Regions from separate parts of the Homo sapiens genome. Here region 1 is linked to region 2. Evidence: chromatin loops called from intact Hi-C (ENCODE). Cell type or tissue: PC-3. All regions are shown on one strand. Each heading gives the region's core, and the rest is flanking DNA. Links, peaks and the distances in the headings are about the cores only. Region 1 overlaps AKAP7 (A-kinase anchoring protein 7). Region 2 overlaps AKAP7 (A-kinase anchoring protein 7).

The links. Peaks named below come from ENCODE experiments on the same cell type or tissue, not always from the same donor. Only the 100,000 strongest peaks of a DNase experiment are listed, where the experiment ranks them.
Region 1: a loop joins it to region 2, with 3.0 times the contacts of the local background. A loop is called at or near these places in 6 of 110 quality-filtered maps.

What each region holds. Positions count from the first base shown.
Region 1 is chr6:131,252,776-131,262,506 of GRCh38, forward strand. All of the region lies in intron 7 of AKAP7 (A-kinase anchoring protein 7), which reads left to right. Among named protein-coding and RNA genes, the nearest start is that of AKAP7, 120 kb to the left of the region's middle. In PC-3, for the core only: no CTCF peak of the experiment used is centred there; no DNase peak of the experiment used is centred there; H3K27ac peaks cover 3,831 bases.
Region 2 is chr6:131,203,042-131,212,772 of GRCh38, forward strand. The region is part of intron 6 of AKAP7 (A-kinase anchoring protein 7); the gene reads left to right. Among named protein-coding and RNA genes, the nearest start is that of AKAP7, 72 kb to the left of the region's middle. In PC-3, for the core only: no CTCF peak of the experiment used is centred there; no DNase peak of the experiment used is centred there.

The DNA.
Region 1 (9,731 bases), core at 632-8,631, 50 kb after region 2:
TGCTGCTCGATTGTACCGTAACCTCCTGGGTCTTATTTATCTTTGTGTCATCTCCTAATAGCCTTGTTAGCCTACTCTGAGCAATGTACTCCTTGAGCATCTACTAAAAGCAGAGCACAAAAATGTGAATACTCACTTCTTCTAATTCTGTAACAGGCGGTGGCCCTAGAATGTTCCTCCTTGAAGGTAGCCCAAATTATGGAGAATTTGATGAGTTTTTGGTGAAAGTTTAAATTTGTGGGTGTTATTCTCAAAACACAGGTGAGTTGGAAAGCTCGTCCTCTGCAGTCCTACAGAGATACAGCAAGGATATACCCAGTTGGTCAAGTGGTAAGAGTCAAGTGACCCCTCCCCTCTCCTGCTGCTATTTTATCCTGCTTTTGCCGTTTGGTGGTGGTGGTAGATAGAAATAATTCTAATTTAATTGATTTATTAGTGCTACTGTTTTAGTCTATTGATAGCAAATGATGATTTTTTTAAATCAACTAGTTGTGTGGGAGCCTAAGCTGTAGAAAGTTAACTATATGCATACCCAGAAATATTCTTATGCAATTTGAATTGATACATAATCGTTGTACATATTTATGGGGCATGTGATATTTTGGTACATGCATGCAATGTGTAAGGATCAAATCAGGGCAATTAGGATATCCATCACCTCAAACATTTATCATTTCCTTGTGGCGGGAATATTTCAACTTCCAGCTATTTTGGAATGTACAATAAATGTTTTTAACTATAGTCACCTTACTGTGCTGTCAAACATTAGAACCAATTCCTTCTATCTAACTGTGTTTGTACCTATTAACCTCTCATCATCTTTCTCCCCTACAACTTCCCAGCCTCTGGTAACCATCATTCCACTCTATCTCCATGAGATCTACTTATTTATTTATTTATTTATTTATTTATTTATTTATAAGCTCCAACATAGGAATGAGAACATACAATATTTGTCTTTATGTGCCTGGCTTATTTCACTTCCTGTAATGACCTACATTTCCATCCATGTTGCTGAAAATGACAGGATTTTATTCTTTTTTATGGCTGAATCGTATTCCATAGTATATATATACCACATTTTCATTATCCATTCATCTATTGATGGAAAGTTAGGTTGATTCCGTATTTGGCTCTTGTGAATAATGCTGCAGTAAACATCGGGGTGCAGGTATTCCTTTGATACACTGATCTCCTTTTCTGTGGATAGATACCCAGTAGTGGGATTGCTAGAAATTTTGCCAGTGGGCTGAATAGTCAAATACAGCAGAGCTTGTCATGGTTTATTTATTAATTAGTGCAGCACAAAACACTTTTTTGTTTAAATCTTGGAAATTAAACATTTTTCCAAACTGTATTTTTCACCACAGTAAGTAGAATACACTGCCAATAAATTCATGTTTCTTGGAAGATTAGGCTCTTTCTCTTGCTCTACGGGAACATTGTTAACATTAAAAATTACTGGAAATATTATAGGTTTAACAAATACTATAGGTATTTTCCAATGTAGTTTTTGCTGACTACTTATATAGAACTTGATTTATTTGAATTACCTAATTTCTCATATTGAGCTGCCTGAAAGGAATGTCTATCATGAACAGAAATGTCATTGCAGATAACCCACAGTGGTCAATATTGCAGAGGCATATGGACCACTCTGGGTTATCTATCTTATTAAGCAAACCTCACAAGAAAACTTAATAACTATGTAGATACCTCTGTAACTAATTAGAAAACATTTTATTTTCTCTTTTGCTGTTGCTGATTTTCCCATTTTGAAGTACACTGCTTTTATGTAGAATTAAATGGATGAATGGTAAAGATGAACTGACCTACCTCATGAGTTAGTCTCTTGTCACTGAAAGTATTCAAGGACAGGATGGGGACATCATAAGGACATCACCTTCTAGGGATGTTGTAAGGGGAGAATGGACTTGCTAATGAATGAATGCACTGACAACTCAGTTTCTTTCTAGTCCTGATATTCTGTGATGGCTGAAAATAAAATATTAGAATAAGTATGTGTTTTAACAAGACACATTTTAATTTTATACATGAAATATGTGTTAGTATAGTCTTTTTGTGTGGGATGAATTACTGGGACCATTTATAGTACTCATTTTATAAATATGAGTCAAATGTTGAGATAATTTCTGATATTACATTAATCCATAAATTGAGGTATGCAGTGTGGATTTAATGTCTGGTGAATACATATATATAACCGTAATTACCATAAAGGTGATCAAATTTTACACAAGGACATCTATATTTAGATTTTCCAATTACCTAGAAGTCATCCTAGAAATCCTATAGCCTTATACTTTGCTCTTCTCATTTGCACCTAAGATATGCTGACTTCATGGTTACCTTTCACATGTCTGCTCTATCTTATCACATGGATTTCAAACACCTCGTATTCAGGGTAGGTGTCGTACATCTCTCTTAGTGGCACCAGACCCTAACATAGCGTGTTACCCAGAGGAGGCATGTTCTAAATGTTTGTCGATGAAGGGAATGATACACATTTCTTGTGAGTGTGAGAGAGCTTCAGTGTCAATCAGCCTATCAGATGATAGAATATGGAATAACTGGTTAATGTTGGAACCCATGAAGAGCTTTGGTTACTGAACGTACCAGAGAAACATTTTAACAGGCTCACACTTAGACTTTACATTCTGGGCCCCAGGGAATGAGGATAGGGAACCTCCCATCAAAGGACAGTGACACTTTATTTTTCTTCCTTGCCAGTAAAAATGTGTTTGCCCACAGGGGACACAGCATAACTCCAGTTCTGCCACTGCCTGTTAAAAACATATGGCCCATTGCTTGGCATGCAGTTCTTACTGTAGACAGAGCACAGGCCTGGGAGGACAGAGAGCTGGATGGGAAACCCAGCTCTGCTATTACATCCTGTCTGTCTGAGCAAGCTGCTAACATCTCAGGGCTTCAGTTCCTCAGATTTAAGAAGTGGGGGTTGAACTACTCTTGTTTAATTCATATTTTCTCATTTGCCCCTTAGAGCTAAGAGTCTAGGGAATAAAAGAATGAGTGATATAGATGTGATGCAATTCTTTCTCTTCCTCCTCCTCCAAATCTTCCTCTTTGACTTCCCCTCTTTTTCTCCTCCTCTTAATTTATTTAATGTTTACTGTGTGCCAAGTACTATGCTAGGATTATGTTCAAGACTGCTTATTAAATGCAACTGTTAGAAAATAGATGCTCCCTGTCTCATTTAAGAGTGCAAGTTGCTGAAAGCCAGAAGTGTGGGGGATTTCTCAGTTACAGTCTCCCGGGGTGCCATGGGGCTGAGAGCTGGTAGAAGGCTGGGATCCTAGGCAGCTCAGCATCTGCTGCCCTCTTTCTGAAGCAGTGAAGCCAGAGGTATTGTGTGTAACCTGAGACTACATTTTGCGTAAGATTTCTGTGGGTAATATTGTGGTAGCAGCAGGAATGGTGTGCAAGGTAAAACAAACATTTAACCATAGTCACTAAAGGTTAGATTTTCCCTTTATTAAATAATTTGTAATTAGGAGGCTTATGTTTCTAAAATCAAGTAAAGGAACATTAGAGCAAATGCTAGTACTTACTATTCTTATCTTACCTTCCTGATTCCATCTATTAATTCATAGGCTATGTGGTAACTGGATTCCTTCTTGTTATTCTGACATTTTTAGAGTTTGCAGGATTCTACCATCAAATGTTGAATAATTTCCATGAGGAATAGCAAGGTTGTAGAATTATTCCCAGCCCCCAGTAGAGCCATTGACTGCCATGAGCTGTATCCAAAAGCCCTGTCCTTCAGCAGTGTGATGTGGTCTGTCCTGTGTCATCTTCCTGGGGGGCCATGAAAGAAGCAGCAGGACTCTGATATACCGAAAGCTTTTGGCTAATAAAAGAAAGTTTCATATCTGAATTACTCCTTCCTGGGACATTATTATTATTATTATTATTATTATTAAAGAGATGGCCCAAGCAGGTCTCAAACTCCTGGCCTCAAGTGATCCTCCCACCTCGGCCTCCCAGAGTATTGGGATTATAGATGTGAGCCACTGCACCCAGCCATGGATTTGCATTTTAATAAGACCAAATTATCCCAAGTGCTCTTGGGAAATATTTATAGTAAAATAATGAAATAAAAAATAAAAGATAAGCAGTGATGATGACAGCCCAACTCAAAAGAGTTTCAAAATTCTCAATGTCTATATGGTAGAAAAATGGAGGCTCTAGAGACAAAATGGCTCAGTTTGCACTTTTGGTTCTGACATTTACCGTTTAACTTCTCTAAGATTTTTTTCTGTGCATTTGTCTTAAACAGTATCTACCTATTGAGAAAATTAAATAAGCTAATGCCTATAAAATTCCTGACACTGTGCTTGGCATATAATAGACTCAGTAAATATAAATTTCTTTGCAGCAAATAGTGTGTTAATTGCATAGCCGCAGTAAGAAGTCAGCTTGAGCTTGGGCAACATGGCAAAAATTAACTGGGTGTGATAATGTGTACCTGTAGTCCCAACTACTCGGGAGGCTGAAGTGCCATGATTGCACCACTGTACTCCAGCCTGGGTGACAAAGTGAGGCCTTGTCTCAAAAAAAAAAAAAAAAAAAAAAGTCAGCTTGGCAGAACTATGCTTTTATTTCTACCTTATGCAGTAGAGATAAAAAGGCACTTGGAATGTCAGACCTTGAATTTTTGAGTAGACTTGCAGCATTGATCTGCACAGCCTAATTTCCTATGGGGAATGGGGAACTCTTTCCCCCACTTCTTGGGGTCTTGTCCATCATGAGGCCTTACTTCCTGCCCCAGGAGAGACATGTGGTCCTAGCAAAGTCAACCATGATCTTCCTTGAGATTTGATAGAGAGCCTGTCTTCCTTTTGGGTTGTGAGCAGAAAGGCTGTCATCCTAAGATCACAGTACTTGGTACTGTAGAGCAAGTACCATCAGGAAGAGTCGTTCTGAGAATGGAGCCAGCACAGAGGAAAGTAAGCCTAGGGAAGGAGAGAGTCCTGATGAGTGTCTGAGCCTCTGAGTTCAGCCATGCCCAAGACCTTCTGCACTACATGAAGCAGTAAATCCTCCCTTTTTTCTTTGTTTACACTTGCTTGATTTAGGGGACACTCAGTGTGTATATAAGTAGAAATAAAACCATAGTTATGCCAAGCTGACTTCTAAGGTGACTGTGGTTACACAATTAATACACTTTTTTTGTTGCAGGGAAATTATATTTTCTGAGTTTATTAGATGCCATGTCCCAGTGTGTATTCCGAAACAAATATTACCAAACCTAGTGAAGAAGTGAGAGTTCTCTGACTTACTATTCATGTTCCATTTTAGTTGCAATGAAATGTAGCCTTAAGTCAGAGCTGCTGTTAAGGAATAGCAGGTTCACTTCAATTAATGTTGTTGAGCCCATGATTCAGAAAACTCTGAGCCAGGTGTTCTGAAAGGTATGATGATGAGTAACACATGCTTCCTACTAATGGATTCTTTCTTTAAAAAGTTACATGGCCTTGTAAAAAGAAATCTGTGAGACCTCAAAGTTTATTATGCCTTGAACGTAAAAAGCCAAGATAAAGGATATTGATTGATGCTTTCAGTCTAACAAGCAAAGCCATGCCTCTTACATGCCCAGGGAGTTCCATAGCTAAGTCACTGAGAGTGAGTTAATTACTACCCAAATTGGAAATTACCTTAAGCTTCTATCCCAGGCAGGATTTACAACTTGACATGAACAAACAGTTCCTACAGCAAACATCTTAGCAAATAAAATCTTCTGTGACTAACATTCATAATGTGAGTTACAAGTTAACAGACCTTGAAACTATTAAAATAAATCTTTCAGTTGCATGGTAAAGTTCTTTGCCCTTAGCAAATAGTCATAGACAAAAGCGGAACTGTATGATGAAAATATAAAGAATAAGTATAGCTTTAACTTAAATTATATGGTAACTAGAACATAAATGTTGTTAATTTTATTAAAGGTTAAATCAGAGATATTTGAGGCTTATAATTTTCTGCACTTATTTATATACTTTCCCCCAAAACTTATGAATTTAGTCAAGAACATTAATAAACCTATTATGTATCTATGTAGTGCCAGGGAGAAAGTGATATACAAACAAGATGCTTGGTGTGGATTGACAGAGGATCTCATATTCCCAAGGGAGTCAGAGCTCACCTAGTTACCTAGTTTGTAGTGCTGATGGGAGAGGGAAGAAGGAATCAGGTGGAAAGGGTGATTCACTCTAAACGACCTGGCTCAGAGCCCCTCCCCGGCTTCTCTCCTGACTTCGAGGTCAGATAGTAGTTGTTGGCATTTGCCATGTGAATTACATCAGGCTTCAGTTTGATGTCTCATATCTGACTGTTTAAGCAAAAATATAATTCACACTTTCTAAGCATTTTAAATGTTCAGCTAAAGTTAGCTGTGAAATGCAGCCTTTTCAGGATTTGATTGATAGCTGATAAACTGGCAAGCAGATGACTTGTTAATCTCAGACTTTCTATCTAGGGCTATTGTAGTCAGACTTTGTTTAGAGTACTGGCCAGCTGGAGTGTGACCTGAGGGAGGCCAGGATGGTGACGAGCCTGGAAACCACATCACAAGAGGAAAGCTGAAGGACTCAGGCAGCTTAGCTGGGAGGAGAGAAGGTAGAAGAATTAGTGGTCTTAGAACATTTAGAGGGCTCTTTAATGTGGAAGCAAAAGAAGAGTTGTTTTGTATGGCTCTAGGGGAACAGAATTAGGACAGTGAGTGTTAGTTTAACACATTTTCTTTTGGTGGTCTTAGAAGCCAGTGGTAAAGATACATTAAACCCAGTAGTATTCTAATTATGTTTGCAGTAAATCTTGTTTTAAACAATGAAAATACTGAAATGGGATCATAAAATAGAGAAGTTCTCATAGTCAAATTTTGTATTAGTAATTCATAATAAATTGCCTGAGAGAAGATTTTTTAAGGCAGAATTTTCAAACTATTTTAAGTCACCGAACAATTTAAATGGAAGAGCAAAATTTTTTTAAATTTTATTTTAAGTTCTGGGATACCTGTGCAGAGTGTGCAGGTTTGTTAGGTAAATGTGTGCCATGGTGGTTTGCTCCACCCATCAACCCATCACCCAGGTATTAAGCCTTGCATGCATTAGCTATTTATCCGGATACTCTCTTGCCCCTCATCCACCCAACAGGCCCCAGTGTGTGCTGTTCCCCTCCCTGTGTACATGTGCTCTCATTGTTCAGCCCCTACTTGTAAGTGAGAACATGTGGTGTTTGTTTTTTTTTTCTGTTCCTGTGTTAGTTTGCTGAGGATAGTGGCTTCCATATCCATCCATGTCCCTGCAAAGGACATGATCTTGTTCCTTTTTAAGGCTGCATAGTATTCCATGGTGTATATGTACCACATTTTCTTTATCTAGTCTATCATTGATGGGCATTTGGGTTGATTCCATGTCTTTGCTATTGTGAATAGTGCTGCAATAAACATACGTGTGCGTGTATCTTTATAATAGAATGATTTATATTTTTTTGGGCATATACCCAGTAATGGGATTGCTGGGTCAAATGGTATTTCTGGTTCTGGGTCTTTGAGGAATCTCCACACTGTCTTCCACAGTGGTTGAACTAATTTACATTCCCACCAACAGTGTAAAAGTGTTCCTGTTTCTCCAGCCTCGCCAGCATCTGTTATTTCTTGACATTTTAATAATCGCCATTCTAACTGGTATTAGATGGTATCTTATTGTGGTTTTGATTTGCGTTTCTCTAATGATCAGTGATGCTGAGCTGTTTTTCATATATTTGTTGGCTGCACAGATGTCTTCTTTTGAGAAGTGTCTGTTCATGTCTTTTGCCCACTTTTTAATGGGGTGGTTTGTTTTTTTCTTGTAAATTTGTTTAAGTTCTTTGTAGATTCTGGATATTAGCCCTTGGTCAGATGGATAGATTGCAAAATTTCCTCCCATTCTTTAGGTTGTCTGTTCACTATGATAATAGTTTCTTTTGCTGTGCAGAAGCTTTTTAGTTTAATTAGATTCCACTTGTTAATTTTTGCTTAGAACACCAAAATTTTCATGAAAAAATGTCTACCTTTTTATTTTCCTTAATTTATAGTCACTATTAAATGAATATTTTAATGGCCCGGCACAGTGGCTCATGACTGTAATCCCAGCACTTTGGGAGGCCGAGGTGGGTGGATCACCTGAGGTTGGGAGTTTGAGACCAGCCTGACCAACATGGAGAAACCCCTTCTCTACTAAAAATACAAAGTTAGCTGGGCGTAGTGGCACATGCCTGTAATCGCAGCTACTCAGCAGGCTGAGGCAGGAGAATCGCTTGAACCCAGGAGGTGGAGGTTGCAGTGAGCTGAGATTGCACCATTGCGCAACAAGAGCGAATGCAGCCTGGGCAACAAGAGCAAAACTCTGTCTCCAAAAAAAAAAAAAAAAGAATATTTTAAATTAATGGCTTTAAGACCAACAAATATGCTTTAAGATAGAAGTATAACATACAAGTTTGGGCTCAAATACATTGTTGTAACACTTACATACCACATAAAATACCAATTATTGAACTAATGGTAACAGCTGGCAGTTGGTACCAATGAATCCTAGAGATAATAAACTAAGGTGTAATGTCTATTGTATTATTGTCTTTATAAATAAAATTTTTATGAAACTATTTTGTCCACATTTAGGTTTAAATTAATTTTCTCTAAAATTAGTTTGGTAAATTTAACATAAAAATTCATTGAGATGCTATTATATACCCAGTACTGTACTTAACCTACTGAACCTCCAATGTAAAATCAGATTTACAGATTTTACAGAGCCTAAAAATATGTAGTAAAACTGTTAAATTTGAATATTGAAAGACATAAATTGTTTTATGGAGAATCAAGTTCATGAAATACGCATTTTTTTCTAAAAAACTTCAAGCTCATAGCTGTTCCTTTGTACCCTTTGCCTCTGTCGTTCATGTCTTAGTCCGCTGTAAATAAAACATTGTGGGGGGGAAATGAAGAAGTAGTTTGTATCATTTAGAATCTAACCAAGAAAATAGAAACTACACCAGTTGCTTTAACAGAGAGAATTTAACGTAGGGAATTAGTTAAGTAAGTTTTGGAGGAATAAAGGGTGGAAAGGCAATACTGAGGGAAAAGATAGTAACTTTTAGGCTGGGTTACTTGTGGGAAGGACCCCCACATAGCCGAGACTCAGACCTTTGAGGAGAGGTTACTGTCTCCAAGGAGGTGTCCCAGTAACACAGAATAGGGACCGTCAAAGCTGGGCTTCTGGCTTTTGAGGAGGGGACATTGGCCAACTTTGCTATTGTCTCTAAGGGAATGCAGTGAGGCTGATACCAGGAGGGAAAAGATGAAAACTAGAGCCATCTGCTATTGGAACCAGTTGTTGGGGCAACACTGATGAGAGTAATGAACAAATAGCAAAGGGCAAGATCCTGTTCCCTTTGCGCAGCTGTCCAGTTTCTCTCTGCCTCCCCCTCTTGGCAGAACTTTTAGCAGATCCAGCGGGCAAAGGAGAAATAAGTGAGTTGAGTCCCAGCTCTGTTATCATAAACCTGAGTAAGGAAGGGTGGGCTTGGAGCTGAGGGGCAGTGGTTTAATAACTGGCACATCGTTGTTGGCTACACATTTTGGCAATATCTTTTTTCCCCATTGTTCCAAGGTGAGCATTTTGTTTATGCCAATGTTCTTATTTCTTTTGGGA
Region 2 (9,731 bases), core at 640-8,639:
GATACAGATGATCTGCAGAGGAATATACTTAAGACCTGCAGGCTTAAATAAATATCCAACAGTTTCTTATGCAGCAAATCTACTGTAAAGGTTAAAACCAGTATGAAAAGGTGGCATACATACAAGATGATTTCATTTATTTACTTTACTATAATTCGTGGTTTGGTATGTAGATTATTTGAAAATATATGGTTCCTTAGTCTCAGTCTTAACGTTTTTACATTTCCAGCTATCTATTTTCTTCTCTCGGCACTAATTTTCTTCTAGATTTTTGTTCTGAATCCATCCATTGAGCTAATGTCACAAGCAAGTGACCATTAAATAAAGATGATCGTGGAATGTATTGCTGGCTTTCCATGTTATTTAGATTGATAGTGAAATAAAAGAAGGGAGTGGCGAAATAATAGTTTTTTTTTAATCCACTTGCATGTTAGGAGATTGGACTCATTTCACGTATGTTATTCTTTATTTAAAAAGTTACTTTAATTATAAAATTATTAGCTGAATATATGCTTACTGTAAACAATTCAAATACTTACAGACCTATAGAGTGAAAGGTAGAGTTACTCCCTCATTACCATCCTGCAACCCACTTCCTCCCAACAGAATGTCTCTCTAGGTAAACACTGCCAGTAGATCCTTCCAGACCTTTTCCTATGTGCTGCAAATATATATGGACATACATACATGCATATAGTTTCTTTAAAACAGAAATAAAACTCTCAATATTATTTTGATTTATCATAATTTAAACATTCTTCTGTTGATGAATAATTAGGTTGATTTCTGTTTCTTTGGTACCACAAACAATGCTGTTATGAACTTCCTTGTTCACTTTTCTTTGGGTGGATATGCCAGTATTTCAAAGAACCAATTCTTTGAAGTGGAATTCTAAGAGCAGAGGGTATTAGACATTATAAACCTTCAGAAATACCTCAGATTGCCTTGTCAAGCAATAGTGACAATTTATACTCCCAACCGTGGTGTATGAGAAGAACATTTGTTAGGATAAACTCGTGGTAGAAAGACTATCAGAGGTCATATAAAATTGATATGGCCCTTTGAGCTATGAATTATGCAACTGACATTAAAAAAATGTTAAAAATCTCATTTTCTTTAAGATGTCCTAGCTGCTGATATTATTCTAAAGAAATAATTTAAAAAGAGAAGTTCTTTATGCATAAAGATGTTTACTGAAGTATTATCAATAATAGGGAAATAATAGAAATAACTCCCACAACAATAGGGAAATGTTTAAGTCAATTATGGTAAATCATATAAATGATATAAGCAGCTACTGAAGTAGATATAAGGATTCTATAACAGCATACAAAGTAAATAAAATACTATACTCTTTAGTATATAAAATCTATCCTATAAAATGTATACTGTAATTAAAATTGTATAAAATGGTTTCCTTGGGTTTGCCTTGCCAGCACCTTAATGTGTTTCATCGCATTTTAGAGGTAAAAAGTGGCTTCCCACAGTTACTCTCTTAGCCCATGATTTTTCCGGTAGATCAGTGAATAGAACTGACCTTAATGTCACTCAGAATATAGTATATCCCCCTTGACATGCTGAGGATTCCCATTTTGGTTTGCTGGGGTTCTGAGGAATGGTGGGACCTTGGTGAGTGGAGTGTAATAAGAAGTGGTGATGAGCAAAGTTAGGTGCCCCATGACAATGCAGGAGTGAGGGGCAGCCACCGGATTCAGAAAACCTGAAGATTTTCCATTGTCATGGGAGTGGTCCTTCAGTTTCTGGTATGGAGGGGTGGTGTATAGTGAGACTGTCTGGAAAAGAGCTAAATGATATCTCCTGTTGAGATGCTCTGTTTTAAAGACTGAAGCCAGATGGTGTCCTCCTTATATTTCAATTTGACCTGCTAGAGGGTAGTCTGGAAATGATTTTATGTATGATACTGATGCACTGAAAGTACTGATGCACTAAAAGCACCTAAAGTACTGGTGCTACTGTTGTCAGGGTAGACATGATGATTGTTGGTAAAAAGGGGTGTGCTGTGTAGAGGAATGCTCTGGATTATTACAGGAAATATTATAGGAAAATTCTGAGATAGTAAGATAGCCGGTCCATTCATTATTGTCTATAGGAGGTATAATGCGATATTCTGTAGTGATAAACCAATTGAGATTTTTTTTTAATCATCTAGTCATTGTCATTTAAAAAGTAACCTGAAAAGCTGTTACCCATGTCAACTTAAAAAATTAGATTCAAAGTCAGAGCTATCATCAGTCTGTTTATGAAGGTAAAACATCTCATTGACATTAAAGATGTGGACAGATGGCTGGTGCAGGGGATGAGCATTCACCCCCTGGGAGGTCGTACAGATCTAGTGTGAGGGTTTCCCAGTGGTGTTCAGTATTTGGTGCAGAAGTCCCTGGGCTTCCGGGGTCCTGTCCTCTGGTAGGCACTTGTTGGCAGGTAATTGCATGTAGTAGTAGTAACCAAAAGCCCAGTGGGGAACTAAACATTCAATATATTGTGTTCAAAATTTTGAAAATACAGAAACTCTCTCTCAAATGTCCTGATGTGAAACTTCTTCTGTGACAGCATGATATTCTGGTTCCCAAGTTAGAGAGCTGAGTTGAGGCTAAGGACAGATTCTGTGAAACATAAGGCTTTTCTTGGCAATTATGTATCTTTCTAACACCAGGAGACATTTAGTCAATGTGTCAGCTTTGCATATTCTTAGTTTCATGAAATTCTAATGGGTATTTTGCATAATAAAACATCAAAAGGAATCATTATCATTGTATTCTGTAATTTTTTTCATCAAATGAAACCTCAGAAAATCATATTAAATTACTGTCTCTGAAATAGTAACTAAAGTTCAGGTTATTTGTAGTTTTTTCAGAATTTAGTTGACATAGCTAGTCCGCTAACTTGTTCAGCCTCATGCTTTTTGTACGGTATCTTTTTGGACTTATTTTTCTTACTGAATGAACTTGGGTTTCAGTGATTTCAATGTTGCAAATCTTGGTTGGTTAGAAATATGTGCTAACACTTGATGGCAGAAGAAGACAAGTTTCAAATCAAACAAACATCTTAATGCAGATCTCAAAAAATAAATGTGATAACATCCTCAAAAAATAAATGTGATCGCCTAATGTATAGATCAGTTGTTTTTAATCACAAATTATTTTCTGGGCTTCTTAGGTATCTTCCCTGATTTATGACTCTTTCAAATTACTACTGTAGCTCTTAAACTGACAAAGACATGTTTTATGAACATGACACCTCTTTGCAGCAGTGTTTTACAGAGTCAGAAAATGAGAGTACTTTAGAATGAAAAAAATGAACTTTGAAAATTATTAGCGACTTTCACTTAGACTGGTTTGTTTTGAGGGCAGAATTCAAGATGCAAAAAGTAAGGGCTGAAGGGTGATCATTGGACCTGATGATGATGATGATGTTGAGGGGAGTGGAGAAGAGGATATAGGACAGTCATTGGTAGGAATGGAAAAGGAGAGCATATGGTTGAAAATTTTGTTCTGATGCTACCATTAAGAGGAAATTCCAGTTCCTGAATTGTTTGGTGATTGAATATACAGAACTAGAATTGTAATGGAAAGTTTCTATACTAGGTTGGTTGAATTCAGCCTTACTCTGCATCCCTCCCTAACTGTGAGCCCTGATGTCATCTTTCTTCACTCACTACCATTATTTACTTCTATCTATCTAGCTACCTAGCTAGCTGTCTGTCTGTCTGTCTGTCCATCCATCCATCTATCTATCTATCTATCTATCTCTGCATATTTTTTCAGGATTTTGTTAACTGGGCCTGGTATAGTTTGACTGCCACTCACTTTTGGGGGTCTGCATGACAGTGAGCTTTTATAAACCATGTTAAAACTCAGGAGCATTAAGACTATTCCTTCTTAAAGGAATCCCTGTAGTAATTTAAAGGAGCATGAGCTTTCCTGTTTTAGCCCTGTTGTTTAGTCCTGGACAAAATCACATAACCTCTCTCGATCTCTGTTGACTTATCGTAAAAGAAGGACTCTTGACTCCTGTGCTATCCTGAAATGTCTATAAGGTAAACAGTTTGACCAAATTGCTTAATTTGGCTTCACACAGTTATATATATTTTTAACCTCATATTGGCTTTCTTTTCTGTGTGGAAGGAGAATGACAGAAAGAAGAAAGGTCTTCAAGTACTGATAGGAAGATAGGGGCAATTTAGATCTGAATCTTTTCACTTGTCCTCCTAGAAGCCAGATGGAGCAACAAGGACAATGGGAAAAATACTCTACACATTTTTTTTTTTTTTTGAAAGAACTAGGATCTCACTTGGTTGCCCAGACCTAGAGTTCATGGCATGATCATAGCTGATCGCAGCCTCCAAATCCTGGGCTCAAATGATCCTCCTGCCTCAGCCTCCTGAGTAGCTGGGACTACAGGTGTGCACACCATGCCTGGCTAATTAAAATTTTTTTTTTTTTTTTTTTTTTTTTTAGATATGGGGTGTTGCTATGTTGCCCAGGCTGGTCTTGAACTCCTGGCCTTAAACGATCCTCACACCTTGGCCTCCCATAGTGTTGGGATTACAGATGTGAGCAACTGCACCCAGCCACATACTACATCTTTAGTGAAACTGAGAGGTAGAGAAATCCTGTCAATACCAAATTATGTGGAAGTGCTGGTGGTAGAGGCCCTCCTGACCTGGGAGACAGAATAGGCAAGGGCTCTACATTTTAAAGAATATTCCTTCATTCTAACAAAGGAGAGGCACAGAGAAGCCTGGAGACTACCCTGCCACTTCCTTCCTTCATCCCACAAAGAGGGCATTTGTAGATGCCCTGGTTATTCAGTGAACCTTGATTATTCCAGACAAAACTTTAAAAATATCTTTGGTGCAAGATAAAGCAGATTGTTTCTGTAAACTATTTTTGAATCTCCCGGTGTCAGATGGCTTAATTACTCACAGTTTTTAGTTGTTTTTGAGTCACTTTTCATATTTCCAAGTACATTAAACAGCAAATCTCTTTGTTTTAATGGCTTTTTAACACTAAAAATTCAGTGAATTCTCATGAGGTAGAATGTAATTTCTTCTGAGATACTCTAGATTACATTAGTCAACACTGTCATCTACTGTGTGTTAAAGAGCACTATTTATAACAAGTGCCTTCACTTATGTTTCTAATGTATTTTTCAACTTTATGCTGTTGTATTGTCTATTTCTGTATATTGAAAAAAAACAAGTTTACAATTGTTTAACAATTGGAAATGATGTTTACAAAGGTAAACCTGCTTAACATTCATTTGGAATCTTTCAGTACTTTGTATGTCTTTAAAAATTGAGAAACAGTAAACAGAATGCTAAATTATTTTATGGGAAATTCTAGAAATTGACTAAAGTCAGGATTACAAATGATTCCTGGTTGATCTTGATTCTGTTAGAGATTTTGACAACTTTGAAAACCCTGGAAGAAATGACTGGTGAACCTAATATTAAATCTTCAAAGTGGAATGGAGATTTGAAGCAAGTATCTTCAATAGCATTTTCTGAGATTTTTCTTTCTGAATATCTGTCAGGGTTTTATGTGAGGCAGGGATCTGTGATCCAATGAATGTTAGCAATGATGGGTTAAGTAAAGTTAATCAAATTCTTTATGTCAGAACTTCTTAGGTTCTCTGAAATGCAAATGCTTATTGTGAATCTCAAGAGCTTACAACAACAGAGATTCTTTTTTTCCCCCCATGTTAATGGATCCTCTGGCTCTGCTCCACATTGTCTTTACTCAGGACCGTGGCTGGGCAGCCTCCATCTAGGACTTTTCTGCTCTTCTGGCAAAAGGAAAGAGAGTTGGTGAACATGCTGATTCTTAAAGCTTTTGCTAAGAAGTGACACACATCATTTCTGATCATATTTTATTGGCCAAAGCAAGTCACATGGTTCCTTCTGAGTGTAACAGAGCAGGATATATAATTTGCTTCCAGGAAGGTACACCACAGGTGGGGCAGAAAATATTTTGAACAGTTGTATAGTCTACTCAGCATTGTTTCCCAACCAGACCAGCAAGTCCTTTTTCCACTGACTGTTTTGTAGCCATTAGTATTTGGTAGAACATGGCTTAGGAAATGCTGATTTGATAATTCCAGCTTAAGTGATTTTTTTTTTTGTTAAACATATAGATTCTGTGGACATATTTATTTTCCAGCAGTTGCATCTACAGATAAGCATCTGATTTTTTTTTTGTTTGTTTGAGATGGAGTCTCGCTCTGACTCCCAGGCTGGAGTGCAGTGGTGCGATCTCGGCTCATTACAAGTTCTGCCTCCTGGGTTCACGCCATTCTCCTGCCTCAGCCTCCTGAATAGCTGGGACTACAGGTGCCCGCCACCATGCCCGGCTAATTTTTTGTATTTTTAGTAGAGACGGGATTTCACCATGTTAGCCAGGATGGTCTGGATCTCCTGACCTTGTGATCCACCCGCCTCGGCCTCCCAAAGTGCTGGGATTACAAGCGTGAGCCACCACACCCAGCCCGATAAACTTCTGATTTAAGTGTAATTGAAGAAACAGAGTTTTAGAACTTATATTAAAAGATGCAGTATCAGAGTATTCAAGTTAATTAAAATTGCATGTGTTTGCCTTAATTATATTAAATATAAAAATTCTATCTCAAAGATTACCGTTAGTTATGGGAAAAATGTTTTTCTCAGCGAGTCGTTTTTAGACATTTTGAAACTTCTGTCAGCTGGTAATTTTCATTTTCTTAGTCAAGGACAAAGTGGAACATCATGAAAATATAGGCAACTGGCAAGTCCCACAGTGGATTGATTATGGGTAAAGACAAAATAGAATATATGGTCAAGAAAACCTAAGATTTTATTCCAAAATGGTGTTGATGCAGAACTATTTACCTTGTTTAGTAAGTGACAGCTAATTACTGACCCACTCAAATGGTCACATAAAAGCAAACCAGCTGGAATTATTTGGATGGCAAGAAGATTTTCTGTCACTGGAAAGATTGGCCAACCAACTCTTATTAAAATAATTAACTGCATAGTGAAAGAAGGTAAAGCTGTATTCTTCTTGAGGGACTCAGATATGAGAAGGAATTAAGGTTGCAATCCAAAACCATAACTAGTTTATATCAGAATTATACTTCCATTTCTACATATGAGCTGGTTTATTTTGACCATCAGAATCTTACTCTCTCAAGGAAAGATACCTTAAAAATAGAATAATACTGGTTCTTCAAAATACTAAACCAGTTCAGTTCTCTTTCAATTGGTTACTCTAGTAAATTAAAAGACAAAAAGGTTGTTGGCCTCTTTGCCAGGGCCAATCCTCACTTTATCTGTAGTTGAGGACCTAACAGAACTTACTCATATCATCTTAGGGACTAGCCACCCTTGGCTACAGGAATTCCAGTTTTGTTCCTACAGGAGGTGTTCTATTTCTAAACCCTACTGATGGCAGTATATTTAACTGTTGGCCAGGTTTGTGACACCATTTTGGAGATCCATCTTTAAGGCCTTTCAGTGCAACTGTATCTTTATACTGTCCCTAAGCTGAAGACCAGAGTATGAAACTACCTCTCTTCCTTCCTTGGGGATTGCCTTCCCCACAGCTGGATCTAATTATAATAATTTGTTGTGTAACTTTATTTAGAGCAGAATATTTCTTTCACAGTAATTTCCGGTTTGGTCTCCAGCACTACTGTGGGATTTTCATTGGCCATTCATTACCTGGGAGAATGTTCCTTGTGACTCCCTGTAGTGATCCTGCACCTTTGGCAACAGCCTCTCCCTAATCTTACCCATTCCATGTTTCACGACTTGGTCCCCTTGGATCCCACCTTGCTCTTCACCCTCCCTGACCTACCCTGACAATCAGAAAATGGTAAACTTTGTGCTCTTGGACTTCCAGGCCAAATATCTCTAGAATTTAATTTACCAGGGAGTGGTCACTTGGGAATAAGCTGAATGGATAGGGAAATCAAATCAAACGTACTTCTCAACAGGTGGTAACTTTTCCATCACACATATATCCTTATTGGCAGGTACCTAAGATGTACAAAGTGGGTATGTGATGGACATGGAGAAGATGGTGTCGTTTGGCTTGTTAAGCTTTCTGGGGTCTGTGTGAGCAATGGTAGCACCCAGTGGGTATAGCAAAAGGGGAATATGCCAGTGTATATAATTTTTTGCATTCTATTATCTTAAGATACAAAATCCTTGTCTTTTGTCAATTTTTTCTTTTCCTGCCCCACTCACTGCTTTTTTTATTAGTCTTGAAGTGCTTCTCAAAATTTGGAAAATATTCTTTCTTAATTTTTGAAATCTCTAAAAGAAAAGGCTGGGTGGAAATTACTGACTGGTTTGATGCCTATTTTAACTGTACTTTTAAAAAGCAAATCTAATGTTTATAGATACAGGCTGACTCTGAGTGCATTAGGAAATTTATGTAATCCAGATGGGCGCGGTGGCTCACGCCTGTAATCCCAGCACTTTGGGAGGCTGAGGTGGGCGGATCACGAGGTCAGGAGATTGAGACCATCCTGGCTAATACGGTGAAACCCCATCTCTACTAAAAAAAAAAAAATGCAAAAAATTAGCCAGGTATGGTGGCGGACACCTGTAGTCCCAGCTGCTTGGGAGGCTGAGGCAGGGGAATGGCGAGAACCCGGGAGACGGAGGTTGCAGTGAGCCGAGATCACGCCACTGCACTCCAGCCTGGGAGACAGAGTGAGACTCCGTCTCAAAAAAAAAAAAAAAAAAAAAGAAAGAAAATTTATGTAATCCCTGTAATTCTATACAGATGTTCCTCAGTTTATGATAGGGTTACATTCTGATAAGCCCATCATAAATTGAACAAGTTGTAAGTTAAAAATGCATTTAATACATTTACCTTATCAAACCTGATAGCCTAGCCTAGCCTACCTAAATGTGCTCAGAACACTTACATTAGCCTACAGTTGGGCAAAATCATCTAACACAAAACCCATTTTATAGTAAAGTGTTGCATATCTCATGTAAGCTATTGAATATTGCACTGAAAGTGAAAAAACAATGGTTGTGTTAGTACTCGAAGTATGGGTTCTACTGAATGCATGTTGCTTTCACACGTCGTAAAGTTGAAATATCATATGTTGAATCATCCTAAGTCAGGGACGATCTGTATTTTAAAGTAAACAAGGGGAAATTTCACAATTAAATGTTTAAGTTTGAAATGTGGGCAAGGTTCCGGTTGAATGTTATATAAAAATTATTTTACATAGCCATGTGTGTCATACTTAGAAAGTCTTTGTTTACATTTCTTGCTCTATCTGGAGAGAAACATTCATTTTAAAATTGGTTTAAGGGCTACACATGATTCTTGGGTCATATGTTTAATGACTGTTCCATATTTAGCTATTGTTTTTTTCCCATCAGACTCCCTTATATCTGTTACGATGTCCAGGGAACAGTTCCAAACCAAATAAGGTGAAAGGCTTGTATCATTGAGCACCTTTCTTCCTTGTTCCATTTCCTAAGTTATAGGGGTGTCAATGTAAATCGCAATGCCACTATGTCTTTCCCATTTCTTCACCCAGTTCTTGTAACATTCAGTTGTTGGAGTCCTTCCTCTGTTAGACAGGGGCATCTTTTCTAAGTAGTATGCAGGGAATACTCCTGGGTAGTTAGGCAGAGTAAGAGGCTGAGTTAGGTTAAGTAAGGTATCCTATTGAGAATGATGTTGGGGGTTAGAATGAGGGGGAGA